2 separate regions of the Homo sapiens genome follow, and region 2 is linked to region 1. The links are chromatin contacts, found by Hi-C or POLR2A ChIA-PET in ENCODE. All regions are on one chromosome and are shown on one strand. The core of a region is the stretch at or near the end of the contact, and the rest is flanking DNA. Distances in the headings are between cores, read along the strand shown. Region 1 has its middle 82 kb from the start of LINC02852. Region 2 overlaps LOC105370991 (a long non-coding RNA gene).

Region 1 (5,131 bases), core at 1,648-4,147:
CTATGCGGGAAGCTGAGGCAGGAGAATCACTTGAACCCAGGAGGCGGAGGTTGCAGTAAGCTGAGATGGCACCATTGCATTCCAGCCTGGGTGACAGAGCAAGACTCAGTCTTAAAAAAAAAAAAAAAAAAAAGAAAGAAAGAAAGAAAGGAGACCTACATGAGGCAGGATGGAGGGCAGAGCTGTGGAGGATGGAATGGTCACTGGAACACAGAATCCCACTGCAAGTCCTACAGCTTCTCTAGGGGACACCTAGAAAACCGGGGGGGGCCTTGCTTTCTTTTTGCTACGCTTGGCCTGATGTAAGCTTTGCCCAGTTACATGTATTCTTAGCCCACTTTGTGTGATCTTTTGAAATGTGTTCCCAACCCTGACACCTGACAGGTGGAGATCCATCTGAGACCTACCTGGCAAGGCACACACTTAACCTCTGACCTTTAATTTTCTAATTGCAGACTAGAATTTTATCTGCTTCTAACTACTTAATAGGTTTCCAGAGAAAAATCGACGTGTGCTTTACTTATGGGCGAGGTCCTTGAAATTAAAGCATTTTATAATTCGGAGCATTCGGGTTTTGTGCCTTCATACAAGAAGCTCACTTGGCGAAAAAGTATCACCTCATTCTCTTGCTAATTCTGGGCTTATCGCACATTCAGTGTTCCATAAAGCTTGACTTGAAAGCTTTCATTTCAAACCCAATTCATATGAATTAGTGTACTACTCAAAATGTCAGGCTGCTAATAGGACATACATAGCAACTGGAAATTGAAATAAGTGCATTTTAATAGAGCTCAGAATTAGGATTTCCTCTATCTGTTTGACGTAGTATCACAATTATAATTGAACATAATTTTTTTTTCTGTTGGCATTTAATGATCCTCTATCTAGAATTATCAATCATCCCGAATTCATTATACCATTTTTCAGCGGTAAAATGGAAAAAAAGAAAGAAATTCAAAGCTTTTTAATTATGGTATGAACATGGAAAATCATGTCACCTAATACAGATTAAGGGAGAAAATGGATGGATCTAAGATTACTCAATTGATCATTCTATCGAGTAACCAGTGAGATCCCATGTAATTATGGCATTACATAATAGTTATTTTCATTATGTTTAATTTTATATGAGAAAAGTTTTATGTTACCTTTTAATCTCTAAAATATAGTCTAGTTAATTATTGACAATTATTACTTTTTGAGCTTTTGATAAAAGTGAATTTCTTCTCCAACCCAAATGCAATATTTATGAATGCTTGGCTGCCCTTAATATCAGTTTTTCAAAAAGTTGTGGACATTTTAAAGTAATTACTGCTCTTCACTTTAGCTTTAGTTGAACACCTGGGTCTGACTTGAGGGCTCCAAACATAAAATAAAATAGTACAAAAGTCAGAACTGCTGTCAAAAAACAATTAGAAAGCATTGTATTCTGGGCCATGAGGAAGTTAGATTATTCAGTTTCTAATTCCTGTCAGGCACAGATTCTAATATGAATGTGGACATTTCCTTATTATCGTAGATTTCCTAGACATAACCCTATTGTCAGTGATAGAATTCTTCCAGGCTGTTCCTATTTCTGTTTATAACCAGAAGAGGGCAGTCAGGTTCCATGATTCAGAGATAATTGCCACTGCCTCAGAAAGTAAGATTTCCAATAAATCTCAATGATTGGAATTACGTTTTCCTTTAATAGTATTAAAGGGCGTTTATAATTACCTGAAGAGTTTTCTGCTTTTATTAAAAACCTTACAACCTTGGTGAGATGGACACTTTCTTCAAAAGAGATGAAATGAAGGTATATATTTATTTGGATTATTTCTCCCTTGAACATGTTATTTCTGTTCCTATCAGCCTTCTTCAACATTTAGCTGGCACATGAGGGAGGGAGAAAATCTTATCATGTAGATAGTCCTCCTAATTTATAACTTTGTGGCATTTTATAAGTAAAAAGATATCTATTGTACAAGGCAAAGAACATTCATCAGCACTTCAGTTTCAAATCAAGAAGAGAGAGAGAATTAGAAAAAAAAAAGATTCACAGCAATTGAAAAACAGATATCTGCCAGAGGAACTTAAAATTCCAAAACACTTCTAGCAACACTTACTTACCATGAGAAAAAAATAATTACACTTCTAAAATAAAACTTTGAGTAAAACAATGTTAGAAGAATGTGATGTATTTTTTTCCTCCTGAGATCTCTTCTATAAGCAGTTGAAAGAAAATAAACATAAAGCTGAACACAAAATACAACAAACATTTCTGCTACCTTTTTCTCTTCTTTATTAGTAATAAAACCAGAGACTAGAAACCCCCTAATTTACTGAAAATAGAAAAACAGATATATCGGAATGAAAGCTTGAGTATTCAAAAAATAAATTATTTTTAAAGGGCCAGCCTTAATTTTAACATATAAGAAAAAGTTAATTTCAGGACGTAATTTCAATAAAACGATAGCCACAAGAGTTAACCATAATTCAGGCTACTTATTCTTGTTTGTATTTGAAATGTTCCCTCTGTGTTAATAGTGCTTCTAATGCTATTTCTAGGTGATTGTGCAGGGAATCAGTACTGTCTGATGCGGACAAATATGTGTATACTTGTGTTTATATGTAAACTATATATATATACGTATGTGTCATATGGCTGTGTACATTTCTATCAGCTACCTGCCTACAAAATAGCTCTCTCATGGTTATGGAATTCACCAGCCCCGCATGCACTCCTCTTGAGGCCTGTGGATTAACCAGGAATCCAGGTGATTTTCTATTTGATCCATGCCTCCAGCCCCTGGCCCACCGTTCCTGTAGATGCTGCCTCCAGAAAGAGCTGCCTCTGAAAGTGACCTTGCTCAGCAAATGCCTATTGGCTTACACAGAAGTAGCAATGCCTTTCCCAGAAGAGGCGCTGCAACTGGTGCTGCTGTAAAGATGGGTATGGGATCTGGGGTGGGAGGGAAGAGAGAGGAGGGAAGCAGCTTGCCAAGTCGCTTGGGCTACTTATAAACAAACTCAGCCATTGTTTCCCAAACCCTTTACAGTGGAGAGGGGAGCTGGACACACACTGTGTCCTGGACTCTATTTATGTTCTGTGCTTGGGGAGAGCTGCTTTTAAGAGACTGATTCGGTTTGGAAGATGATTTCCATCAGCTACTTTTAAAAGATACGTGCTATTTCAGCACAAAGCTGAAGCCCCTGTTAGAGCTGCACTAGGGATTAGGAAACGGCGTGTATTTTAATGCCTTATGAATAGGAGTAGCTGATAAAAGAGGCTCTTGTTACCACTGCTACATTTAAATGTGAAAAGCAGCTGCTTCTAGGGAGGAGGGGGTAGGGGAGAGGAGAAGAGATATATTATTTTCATAGGGATTTAATTTTCAGACTACACTGAAACCATAGAATACCAATGGCCATTCTCTTATCGGCAGCTCTCTAATCGTACTGAGATCTGTAAGATTGTGGAGAGGGAAGGAGAGGGACTGGGAGGCAGAGAAAGGGATTGTGTGTAGCGATGAGGCTGGCCGTTTTCATCTGCGTGTATGTTTTGAACCTCAGATCAAAACGCACGCGTGGTGTTTTCTTCTTCTCTTAGGAGCATTAACCCTTTAAACTTTCAAAATGCCAGCCAGTTAAAGAGTTTGATGCAACTATGCTGTCTTCAGAGCATGCAATTTTTCGATGGGCCCTGAGAATAAGATGACCACTGAGACCTCATTACAGAATATGGACCAGGTGTACGCGCCTGTGGCCAGGTCGGGGCAGGGGGCATGAAAGAGGGTCTCTTCCAACATTTCAGAGACAAGGATTTCAGGTAGAATCCAGGACGTATTATGAATCCAACAGAGAAAGGCTCTTTCTGCAAATCTTATGACCACCGGAAGCTGATGATATAAATAAGACCTAGGATTATTAAACAAACTAGCAGGTATTTGCCAAATACTATCAGTATTTGAAGAAATACGACTAAAGAATATAGATATTTTGAATGAATGAATCAATCTGGGCACCATTATTTTTCTCTCCATATTATCACTTAATAGCCTGGTTTTGTTTATTCTCATGTTGGACTTATTGAAACTGATCGCTAGTGAATTTTCTGTGTGTTTGACCCCTGACCTGCCCATGAGGTTTCTAAAGTACTTCTTAAAAAACCTAGGGTTTTGCTCCAAGACATTGTGAAGACATCTTTCTGATAAGAATTAGTTGCCTTTGGCCGGGCGCAGTGGCTTACATCTGTAATTCTAGCACTTTGGGAGGCCAAGGCGGGCGGATCAAAAAAAATTAGCCAGGTGTGGTGGCGGGTGCCTGTAGTCCCAGCTACTCGGGAGTCTGAGGCAGGAACGTCACTTGAACCCAGGAGGCGGAACTTGCAGTGAGCCGAGATCGCACCACTGCACTCCAGCCTGGACGACAGCGAGAGACTCCATCTCAAAAAAAAAAAAAAAAAAAGAATTAGTTGCCTTCCCCATAACTACTCTTACTCTTTCTAATTTTTTGTAGTATTGCCATTATCCAATGGTTTAACTCCAGAAGTTAAAGGATTAAAAACAAGTCTGGGAGTGATAAATCGGTAGTTCTCACCTAAGTTATAATTAAGGGTAATTCACATGTAGAAGATGGTTTGACAGCTCTAGCCCACGTGCTTAGACACTTGAATCCCAATGAATCATTTGAAGCCAAAGTATAACCCCGGCTGTCTTTGCACATGATGTGCAGGTGGATAGACTTTGAGACCGTCCTCTATCAACCAAGAGCAAAAAGAGAAAAGAGGAAAAAGGGCAAATATCCAGCTTCCCTGCCACACATCAGAAAGCCAGAAACAGGCGGCAAGATGCTTCCTGCTCCCAAGCACAACCAGGCTGGCCGCCCACAGCCACCCTGCACTGCTCTCGCACCTGCCCAACCTGTGCTTGTAATCGGACAGGGGGCATCCCTGGCCTGGGTGGTCCTGCTGGCTAGGCTCTGAGTGGTCAAGTTCCTGGCAGCCTGGGTTACTGGAGAAAGCCACTTTGGGATATTAATCACAGCAAACGAATGCGCTCTCCTGGCTCATGCATGGGGCACATGCCTAATCACGGGCTGAATAATGTTAAAAGAATGTAATTTGCTTCCCCTAAAATCTCTTCTAGAACAG
Region 2 (5,131 bases), core at 1,741-4,240, 460 kb after region 1:
TTTTAATTTTTAGAACTAAGGAAATTGAACTTTTGTAGCTCTCAACTTTTCACTTGAGAAAAAGTTCTATCTATTCTAACAACTAGTGTTTTGGGTGAAATTTAGAATATTTTGTCAAAGAGCCTATCTTCAAATAAATCATTTTAGGGTTTTAATTGGAGTTGCATTGTCTTTATATATTAACTTGTGAATAATTGACGTAATAATGTAGAAAGTAATTCATCAAGATGAAATGAAACTTATACCTTTAAAATGTACCTTAATGTTGACCCAATCATATTATTCTAAGTAAAGGGAAATCTAACATTCCTTAAAAGGTTAATAAACAAAAGTGTTTTCTTCAAAAAATGAGCAAACAAACAAAAACTTAGAAGTCCAATAATTGAGGATTACTTAAGTAAACCATGTAGTAGTCTATATTGAAGTATTATGCAGCTGTCACAAATATTTGAGTGTCTATATTATCAGGGGATTTATGCTACAGCACTCCACATAACATGTAAAAGTATACATATTTTATAATATCAACTTTAGAAAAATATTTCTGGGAAACATAATCGCAAGAATTTTAACAAAATATTTTTATTTTGTGTGTGTGGGGGTGTCAAATCTCAACTCCCCCACTGATAACTTGATAATCTGTATATAAAGCTGAATTTACCATCTGGCAAAGAGTTAGTGCTCAATAAAACCTGCTGAGTGCTGTCATGCCAGGCACTGGACACACACCTTTTAGTCCTCTTTGGCATCCTACAATATAAGCACTCTTAGTACCTCCATTTTGCAAAGGACGTCGTGAGTTCTGAAAGGGCTAAGTAATTTTCCTGGAAACTCATCAATATTGAGGGACAGAGCTGAGGCTAAACCTGGGTCAGTTCATATCTAACTCCCGGTGCCTCTTACCCCATATGGTGCTCCAAAATAAGGGTACGTTTTCTTTTATAGGTGGCTTTTATTTTTATTGTTGAAAATTTTGTGTGCTTTCCAAATTTTCTAAAACAGGTACCTATTGCTCTATTGCTTCTAAAATCAGAAGAAAATCTTTGTTTTTGTGTTTGTTTAAGAAAGACCATTAAGGAAGTAACATAAAAGGCAGGTTGAGGGTGGAGAAGAAAAATTATGTTGTTAAGTGTAAGCTCTCAGCTTCCCTCACAATTTAGCTTTGGAGAGCAATGCATTTCTAAATGTTTCAGAGATGCATACAGATTTAAAATTTTCCTATCCAATTTCTGTAAGAGTGATAATTTAAATTAGTATGTGATTGTGATACATTTTGTCTTGAAAATATGGCCATTAGGCAATGGTCTGGTTAAAGTTATATCTTTAAAATGTCCCATCCATTTGCTTTCATTAAGGCTGCATAAAGGTTTGCATGTTCTGTTTTATTTGCTTTATTTGGATGCCTAGTGCGTCTTTTGTGGTCTTGGACTTGGCCCCAACTGAGGAGGAAGTGCAGCTGGATGGGGACGGAAAGTCAGAGCCCTGGATGCTCCTCCCAGCCGCCCACTTAACCTCTCGATGCCTCATTATTTCCCCCTAGAAAATACTTTCACTATTTGTCCTTGAATTAAGCAATGAAGAAGACAACTTTCTACACTTAGAGTAAATGCAAACAATTACTTTTCTGGGTCCTCACTGATTTTTCCATTTATCTGCTTCACCTCTCCTCTCTTTCCTTTCTGTTTTCTTCTCTCTCTTTCTCTCTTTCCTTTTCTTTCCCTTTAATTCTGGCCCCAAAGTATGGGCTTGGCCAGAGGAAATACTCAGAATGAAGGATTGCATCTTCCGACCAGAAGCAGGTGCTGAGGATGGATATGACATCAAAACAGAAGGTCTGTTTTCTTTCTTTCTTTCCACTGTTCATGTTTACAGAGCCCTCCCTTTACAAGGCAAATGTTACCTTTGATGTGTTACCCTATTAGTTCTCATGCTTAAGGGATGCTAATAAATCAAAGACATTTGCGTATTCATGAATGCACTCCTGCAATTTCCAAAGTACCCTCTCAATGGTCTTGAAAAGCTCAAGCTCACTGGTTAGGCTGTTGTAAACATGCCTTGTCCCAACCCCATGCCAGGCCTTGCCCTCCCAGATGCTGGACCCTGTTAAGAGCAGTGGTCCTGCCTATTACGTGACTCTGAGGCTCCTTTTGTAATCCCCATAAACTGGATGGAAGAGCCATAGGGCTACCATCAGCCCTGCAGAGACAGTGGAGCAGAGGAGTCTCATTACGGAAATTAAGGCCTGCAAGAGACCCAGGTTGCAAGTGAGGCACCTTGAGAGTCATCCAAGGATCTCTGGGCTGGAAAAATGGAAATACACTAACATTAATTAGCCTGCTGCACCAGAAGAGAATAATTTAAATGCAAAAGATAATCTCACTGCCCTTTTGATGTGAAAAAGTTGTCCTAGATTGTAACTTTGATTTCCACGTCAGCAGCCTGTGTGCTCATACATTAACAGCAGCCTGGAAGATTGAAAAAGCAGGGGTGGGTATCGATTCTGAACAGTGGACCTGCCGCTTGCTGTGTGATCTTAGGCAATGGACTGCTCCTCCCTAATTCTCTGTTTATAGTCTTATTCACTTTAGAGTGGTGAAAGAACACTTATTTTAATGAGATGCTGTGAGAATTAAGTACGTTGAAACTCTCTATGACGTGAGAAAAGCTGCAGGCGCAGAATATCCTGCAGAAATAAATAGCTGGTTATTTGCTGTGTATGTGCCAGGCAAATGTGCACACATAATTTTTTTTTTTTTTACCAAGTCTTTCTCATCTTGGTATTGCCATTGAGTCAACTCTGCTGGGTGTTATTAAAAGACTCCCCAACACAATAGCAAGGGATGGTCAACAAAGGAAAGCACACACTGCAGCGAAAGCTATTGAGAAATGTACATTCACCCTCCCACACCCTTGACCTCTAGAATCAGATCAGTAACTTCTCCCCTCTTCATTTCCCCTTCCTGTGTCCACAGTGAAGGGAAGTTGGTTGCGACCTTTTGCAGATAATGTGACACAGGGTACACAAGAGCGGAAGGGAGAAAAGCATTTCAACAAAAGCCTGGAACTTCAGTTTAGGTAAATTCAGGAAGGCGTGAGATAGGAAATGGCAGCAACCTTGCCAGGAACTAAAGGAAAAGGGTTCTGGCATCAGCCCCGGAGCAAAATGTTAGGTCATCTATAATAAGGGTTGGGTGAAAAACCTTCAACTCAAAATGAAAGATACAATGACACAAAGAAACTTATCAAGGCAACCTTTGAAAGCAGTTAAGAAACCAATTCTTCTTTTTTAAAGAAAGTCCGCAGACAAAAGAGATTCCCTGATCAGCGTGTGTCAAGTTCCATGTAGAATAAACTTTCTTCACAATCTCAAGAGCCAAGTTTCTGTGCCAATTTTTTTTCCTATTTATGAGGAAAAGGAGAGGAAACAGAAACTTAAAAATGAAACAGTAGATTAAACTCACCTTTCCCCAATTAGGTAGCTTTAATAAGTGGTTTCTATTTTTTATCAAATTTCATTCCATTTCACTCTTCATAATAACTATAAATGACACTGACGAGATACAGTTGGTATCGACAAAAGAATCGGTTCACGTATAAAATGAGAAAAGAAAAATGTCCCATTCCACTTTAAAATTACAAGATGAAAGAGCACATTCCAGGGAGAAGGAATGTATTTTTTCTCAAGAGTTAACATTTAGTTCTCCTGGCACTAGAAATGCTGAACTTCTGAGAAAGATGTTAACAATGAAATCAGAGCTGTATCATGGGGGAAAAGGATAGGCTAATTTCAGAGATTCTGCAATTGTAAAGATTGTTTCTTTGGGCTTCAATTAATTAAATATTTGTCCCCCTAAAATTAATATGTTGAAATCCCAACACCCTTCTACAAATGTGATGGTATTACGAGGTGGGCTCTGTCATGATGGCTCATGAGTGGGATTAGTGCTCTTATATAAGGGACCCCAGAGAGGGCTGTCTCTCTCCACCATGTGAAGATATAAGTCAGCAGTCGGTAACCTAGAAGAGGGCCCTCACCAGAACCTGATCATGCTGGCCCCCTGGTCTTGGACTTTTGGCCTGAGAATTGTGAGAAATAAATGTCTATTGTTTATAAGCCTCCAAGTCTAAGCTGGGAGCTAAAACAGCCTGAGCTAAGATACCTGCTTCTAAAGCCTGACTCACAATTCTGTATTAAGTTCCAGACTCTTTTCCAACCACTCATTTCCAAATGGACCAGTCATTTTTGCACAAATGTTATACAGACCTGAATGCCTTAGAAGAAACCCCTTCTTGATAATAGGTAATGTTCTGGTTTCCACTCCAACACCTTAAATGACAGCATTTTGGTAACTCCAGTTCTTCTTGTCAAGGGGTCAAAAAGTAAGATGCCAGTAGTTCACAGTGGGAAGGTTCTTAGTTTAACATGTTAGAAGAGAGAAGAAGAAAAAGTCCTTTTCCTTAATAATCTTCACAGTTAGATGGTAAAGTAAGTGGAAATGATCTGCACTTGGTTGCAGTGAATAACTAACTGTCTTCCACCAGGGTTGATAGGGAGGATCATTAACCATCAGAGAAATTGCTAACTGCCCTGGAACACAGCACATTCTTGGGTGAAAAGTCACTTGAATGCCTGTTGGAGCCATCACTATGGATTGCCGGCTATTCTGACTTGGAGTTTGAGGCTGACATCTGAAACCACAGGTTGTCTTATTCATTGTTTCTTCATGTTTTTCCAGGGGTTATTTAAGCCTCTCAAATGTGAATTTCACACATGTTGCTTGGGCTCCACCCAATCATCATCTCATGATTTGATACAAAACCCATTTTTTAAATGTTTCCTTTATATAGAACATAAGGTATCACCTACCCATATATCCAGTCATGACCTGCACTGTTTTTAATTTAGGCTTCATGTTAAAACTTCCAGCTAGATGCTGTTATCTTCAGTTTAAGGGTAATACTAATTTTGACCCAGGAGAATTTAAAAAACTTGTTCAACTTTATTTCACCAATAAGTGACATCTGAAATTTGAGCCTATGTGTTTCTGTTTCCCAAGCCTGTATTCTTCTGCCTTTCCACTATAGCCTTGTAACTTACAAACTTCCCTTCAATCATAAATGTCTATTCCCT

What was found. Hi-C counts contacts between places; a loop is a spot of excess contacts on that map. ChIA-PET counts read pairs that join two places held with the same protein, here RNA polymerase II (POLR2A). Pooled maps may share reads with other maps.
Region 2: a loop to region 1 is called in a map of cardiac septum, with 2.4 times the contacts of the local background. The contact joins two enhancer-like sites. A Hi-C loop is called at or near these places in 1 of 168 maps with a recorded cell type or tissue (cardiac septum) and 4 of 50 pooled maps. POLR2A ChIA-PET finds 5 or more read pairs at or near these places in 1 of 52 experiments (OCI-LY7).

Annotation. Positions count from the first base shown.
Region 1 is chr15:94,669,039-94,674,169 of GRCh38, forward strand. No RefSeq gene overlaps it. Among named protein-coding and RNA genes, the nearest start is that of LINC02852, 82 kb to the left of the region's middle. Within about 2 kb of position 2,898, at least 5 of the 41 ENCODE cell types and tissues checked have a DNase peak (open chromatin) inside an H3K27ac peak, as active enhancers do.
Region 2 is chr15:95,128,330-95,133,460 of GRCh38, forward strand. LOC105370991 (a long non-coding RNA gene) reads left to right here. Exons shown (of 12, transcript XR_002957693.2): 6 at 1,740-1,832; 7 at 4,543-4,701. LOC105370990 (a long non-coding RNA gene) reads right to left here. Exons shown (of 5, transcript XR_932646.3): 5 at 4,270-4,412. Among named protein-coding and RNA genes, the nearest start is that of LETR1, 200 kb to the right of the region's middle. Within about 2 kb of position 2,991, at least 2 of the 41 ENCODE cell types and tissues checked have a DNase peak (open chromatin) inside an H3K27ac peak, as active enhancers do.